Regions from separate parts of the Homo sapiens genome. Here region 2 is linked to region 1. A link is an interaction called in ENCODE POLR2A ChIA-PET data of the cell type or tissue named here. Cell type or tissue: MCF 10A. All regions are shown on one strand. Links, peaks and the distances in the headings refer to the core of each region. The heading gives the core; the rest is flanking DNA.

Evidence for each region. ChIA-PET counts read pairs that join two places held together with the same protein. Peaks named below come from ENCODE experiments on the same cell type or tissue, not always from the same donor. Only the 100,000 strongest peaks of a DNase experiment are listed, where the experiment ranks them.
Region 2: POLR2A ChIA-PET joins it to region 1 with 17 read pairs; 1 of 35 experiments calls an interaction of 5 or more read pairs at or near these places.

Annotation. Positions count from the first base shown.
Region 1 is chr2:186,348,234-186,351,061 of GRCh38, forward strand. No RefSeq gene overlaps it. Among named protein-coding and RNA genes, the nearest start is that of ZC3H15, 140 kb to the right of the region's middle. In MCF 10A, for the core only: no CTCF peak of the experiment used is centred there; a DNase peak (open chromatin) is centred at 1,508.
Region 2 is chr2:186,421,042-186,423,869 of GRCh38, forward strand. No RefSeq gene overlaps it. Among named protein-coding and RNA genes, the nearest start is that of ZC3H15, 64 kb to the right of the region's middle. In MCF 10A, for the core only: no CTCF peak of the experiment used is centred there; a DNase peak (open chromatin) is centred at 1,390.

The DNA.
Region 1 (2,828 bases), core at 86-2,585:
AACAAATATTGAGTTTAAAAACAATAATCCTTAAAATGAGGTGCAGATTTCACCATTTTTATTAATCCTTCTTTTATTTACAATTACAGTGCACTTTGGAAGCAATGCAACAACAGGAAGCAACATGCCCAACTTTTATCACTCACCAGGCAGGAAAGAACACCAGTTTCCAGACTAAACATTATTTTGAAATCACGTTATACTAAGATTGCCAGAAGAAGCTGTCACAGCTTTTCAGTAAAGAAACAAACACAAGACTCCTGTTGGGTATAATATGCAGTCCTGTAATCAGCAAAGAATTAAAAGAGTCCAATTCTAAGCTGGTATCTAAGACAAATAACAGTGGCTGCTAAACTCAGATAATTAATGGAACTTTTAAAGTGTTATTTTCTAAAGATGACTTAATGACATGTAATTTTCAATCATTTAAAATGGTTTATAACTAATTGTTTGTGTCAGTCTGCTGGCATCTCTAAAGTAATCTTAAAGTGGTTGCTAGCACATAGTGTTAATATCCAACAGTTTGGATAAACTCAGAATGAATATCATTACCACTAAGAAAAATTTACTCTGAGCATAGGTTAAAGAAATACAGTAGTTTGGACCTTAAAGACTATCTAGTCTGATAGTTTTTACCTAGTAGGAGAAATTTAGACACATGGATTCAATTTTCTGAGTAAGATAACATCTAACTAGAGAACTCTAACATAGTTTTCTCCACATAAAACATCTAGAATAGCAATACCCAATATTTTCACTGAAATAGTTATGAAAATACAGAATACATATAAAAACAACACTGCCAGTGCATAGCACACATCTATAATCCCAGCACTTTTAAAGGATCAGGTAGGCAGGTCCCTTGAGCTCAGGAGTTCAAGACCAGCCAAGGCAATATGGTGAAACCCTATCTCTACAGAAAATACGAAAATTAAGTGGGCATGGTGGTGCACACCTGTAGTCCCAGCTACTCAGGAGGCTAAGGTGGGAGGATCACTTGAACCCAGGAAGTCAAGGCTACAGTGACCCGAGATCATGTGACTACTTTCTAGCCTAGGCAAGAGAGTGAGACCCTATCTCAAAAAGCAAAAACAAAAACAATAAAAACAATAAAACTCTACATTGTAAAAACTTTTACTTAATAATCCTAATCAAAGCTTGACACATGCTTTATCATTGCTAACAAAGAAAACAAGCACAATGCATTGCACTAATAGTTGGCAGGAGATACTTTGTCCTCCTAGTTTTTCCCCTTGCTAAAGATCACAAGATTTTCACAGACTATAAAGTGAGGTTATTGTTTTATGAGACACTAGATTGCCTCCTTTACTTCAATTAGTATTTCATCTTCCTCAAATATTCAGAAATGGCCACCAATAGTGGAAACTGAAACAGGTTAACCACGAATTCAAAACATCTGCCCTAACTAACTTCCTGCTAGACACTGTAAATCGGGCCAAGGAGGCTTATCCTTTCTGCATCTGGAAACTTAAGAAACTACATATATCCAAGTGAACTGGGATCACAGCCAAATATGAATCATGATTCTGTTGGCAAAGTTGACTCTAGAGATATCTCATCTTATTCTATAACAAAGTAATTCTTTTAAGGGCTGCTAAGACCAAAAACTGTAGCAAGTTGATGAAAATGAAATAATATTTGAAGACCAAGAAGATAAGCATATTAGTGATTATGAGATATATCATTTCATAATATATATTTTTAAAAACTATTTGGTCTTTTTAATAGATTTTAAATCAAGACAAACCCTACGCAAGAAATGTAGAGACTTCTGCTTAAATATCATGGATTGAATACCCATATTTATATCCACTCACTTTTAAAATACCACTGAAATACAATAAAGAATTATTTAGATATAAATGTAAAACGACAAAATGAAATATAGGGAAGATAATAAAAAGATGAGAAATATAAAAAAAATTAGGAAAAATCTTACTGGAAAATTGATGGGTGGATAATAATTGAATTTTCAAAATACTATACAGAAAACTGATACCTTAATGTCTACAAAAAAAAGCCCAAGTGGATTATATGCAATGTATTTACAATTAAATGATATCAGACTTCTCAAAAGCAAAATTAGAAGCTAAAAAAGTGAAGAAATTCCTGAGAGGAAAGCATTTGTTTAACCATTAGTTCTATATCTAGCCAAAATATCAAATCAAATTCAAGGGTGGGATAAAAACCTTTCTAGACACAGAGTGTCTCAAAATAATTCTCTCTCATCCACATCCTCTCATCAATCTCCTGAAGAATGTGCTCCATTGAAATAAAATAATAAACTCAGAGAAATTGATGGGAGCAACATAATTAGGGAAAACATAAACAAAATCATCAGGACAAAGGAAATTCCCAAAACAACAGCACTTTATCAAGCTGAGAATGCAACACATCTAGAATTGATTAGGGGAAAAATATGGGGTGGATATCTGAAGAAAAAACACTTGGACTGACAGATCTCCTAAAGGCTTATATATTCTATAGAGTATTTAAAGAAAGATTAGTTCTATGTATGCAAAACAGCATAGAATACTAAAAAAAAGTAACTATTAAATCCAGGAAAAACAAAAAGTCACAATAGAAAGAAAATATAATCATATTACACATGCCACTGAAAAATATTTATGTAAAGAGAATGATATAAACAGTAAAAGTTAACTAGGAAAAGCAATATAACTGTTGATAAGATACAAGAGGAAATATGTGAACATGAGGGAAGCGATGGCAAGAGAGAGAAATCCTCATTTTTCATGGTAGAAAGTTAAGATAATGTCAAATTTAAAATCAATAAATTGTAATATAAA
Region 2 (2,828 bases), core at 235-2,734, 73 kb after region 1:
CTTAGAACCTTTATCTGTGAAACAATGCATTCACAGAGATTAACACAGAAATAATCTCATACAAAAATAACAAATTATAAAACAAAATAAGATACAGCTGAAACAACCAAATAGATATGAAAAAGAATTAATTAAATGCTTTCAAAGTTGAAATATAGTCATTGAAATAAAAAATGCAATCAAACTTAAAAATAAACTCAGACAAAGAGACAATTAGTAGTGGGGAATTCACCCAGAACTTGGAAAGATAATGAAAATAAAGAGCAAACAAGGAACAAGAAAAACAGATTTGAGAGTGACCTCAGGTGTGTTTAGTGAGAGGTTCAGAAAAAAAAAAAAAAAAACGGAAGGAATGGTGAAGAGGCAATGATTAAGAATATTCAAGAATTAAAAACTGAAACTCCCAGATCAAAAATTAAATTCAAATATGATGTTAAAAAATAGATGTATTATAGTGAAATTTCAGAACTTCCTGATAAAGAAAAACCTCAGAATAAGTTAAAGACTATCTACAAAGGAATGACAGTTCAGCTAAAAGCTGACTTATCCACAGCAATTATAGCTACCAGAAGTTTGTAAAGTAATATCAGCAAAACATTTTAGAAAAATAACTGAATGCTATACACATCATTCAAAGGTAAAGGCGAAATAAAGACATTTTCATATGCAAAAGAGTTTAATGGAGCGTATTATCTACAGACCTTCGCATACACATGTAATAAACACTGTTAAAAGAGTATGCACCTCATCCAGATCAATGATGAGCTCAGAGGGAAAAGCCTTTTAAATAAGGGGCTGGAATAAAACAACACTAAATACAGAAAACAATTTTTTAACAATAAGCTAACAAATTGTACCAACTACTGACTATAATATCAAATGACAGCTAATGATGGTTGTTTTTTAAAAATTGGAACTAAAATCTTGATAATAATAAAACCACAGAAACAAGTCTAAGTAAATCTATTAGTAATTCCAAAAATGTAAATGGATTAAAATACCTAAAAGAAGAAAAAAACTATTAGATTTGATTTTTAAGATACACCCAGCTATAGCCTAGTTACAAGTCTTAAATAAAACGAAGGTTGAAAATAATGGGATGATCAAAAATTATCAAGTAAAATATGAGGCAAAGGGTTTAACAAGGATAAATTATTAAAGGAACACAATAACATCAGCATAAAATAACATGAACTTGTATTTTTCTACATCAGACAGAATATTGTAGGCTATGCTACATAATAAGTTATACTGGCTTCACAAACAAAGGCTTTATTTCTCACTCACATGAAGTCCTAGCCAAATTTTATAACTCTGCAGACGAGCAGTTTTCCATGTGGTGACTCAGAAGTCCTGGCAGTTTCAAACTTGTGGCTCAATCATCTCAACATACAGTTCCTTGGTTGCCAACTGCCAACCAGTTGGCCAGAACTTGTCACATGGCATGACCCAACTGCTAGGGAGCTGACAGATGTGATGACGCACATGCTTATTCAGTAATATTAAATGTCTCTGTCACAGCAACTAACAAAATGTTAAAATTCATAATGTAAAACTGGACGATGATACAAAAAAAATTAACAGGAAACAATGATAATGAAAGCATTTTAATCTATTTCTAATAGAGGAGAAATCAAACAGAAATAAATGATATTATATGTTGCTTTTAGACATACATACATATAGCGAATTTCTGTTCTAAAAATGCACATAAATGCTAATCAACACCTTCATTACAGTGGGTTGCATCTCAGGAAGAATTAAGGAAAGCAGAATTAGAAAAGGCTATACAACAACTTTCAACATTACTTGTAATACCCTATTTCTTCATACTGGATACATGATACTATTTATACTATTCTTTACTACTTTCTATATATTTGAAATAGTTCATATTAATTTTTAAAAGAATAACAAATGGCTGCAATAGTTGTCTATGATGTAAGAAATTATCCCAAACGTCATAGCTTAAAACAATATACATTTATTATCGCACAGTTTCCGTGGGTCAGGAGTCAGGGCAAGGCTTAGTTGGATGGTCATTCTCACAAGGCTTCAAAGTGTTGGCCAGGCTGGGGTCTCATCTGAGGCTCAGGAACCTCTTCCAAAGTCACTTGATTGTTGACAGAATTTATTTCTTTGCACCTGTTGAATTCATGGTGACTTGCTTTTTCTTTTTTTTTTTTTTTGATTTTATTATTATTATACTGAAGGGTGACTTGCTTTTTCAAGGTCAGCAGGGGAATCTCTGACTTTAGTCAGCTAAATTGTGTATAAAGTAACAATCATTATCTTTGCCATATATTGTAGCCTAATCAAAAGAGTGACTATATCATATTCAAAAGTCCTTCTCACACTCAAGGGGAGATTATTCAGAGCATGTGTACCAGGAAGCAGGAATCTTAGGAGCCATCTAAAATTCTACCTACTATAGTCCCTTAGGAGTCTCATAATCTAGTGGAAGACATAGACATAAGCACAAAGGTTTAAAGCAATGTGAGATAAGCTATATTAGATATGTGTCTTCTTTTGGGTCCCCCAAAAGCTGACCTAGATAGAAGACCTTAGGTGCAGTTTATTTGATGTGATTCCAGGAAGTATATGTGAGATGGGGAATGGAGAAAGGCCAATATAAACAGTACGTTAACGAGCAGAGTACTGTGGGCACTGGGGCTAAATCCCACTGTGAACCCTCTGAGAACCATATGAAACATGCTTCATATTTATCTCACTGGTAGATGGAAAGCCTCAAGCATCTTATCCACTGACTCTGGTCCCCTGTTGGCTGAGGCTCTCTCTCACTCTTCTAGGTTGTCACTGTGCATGGT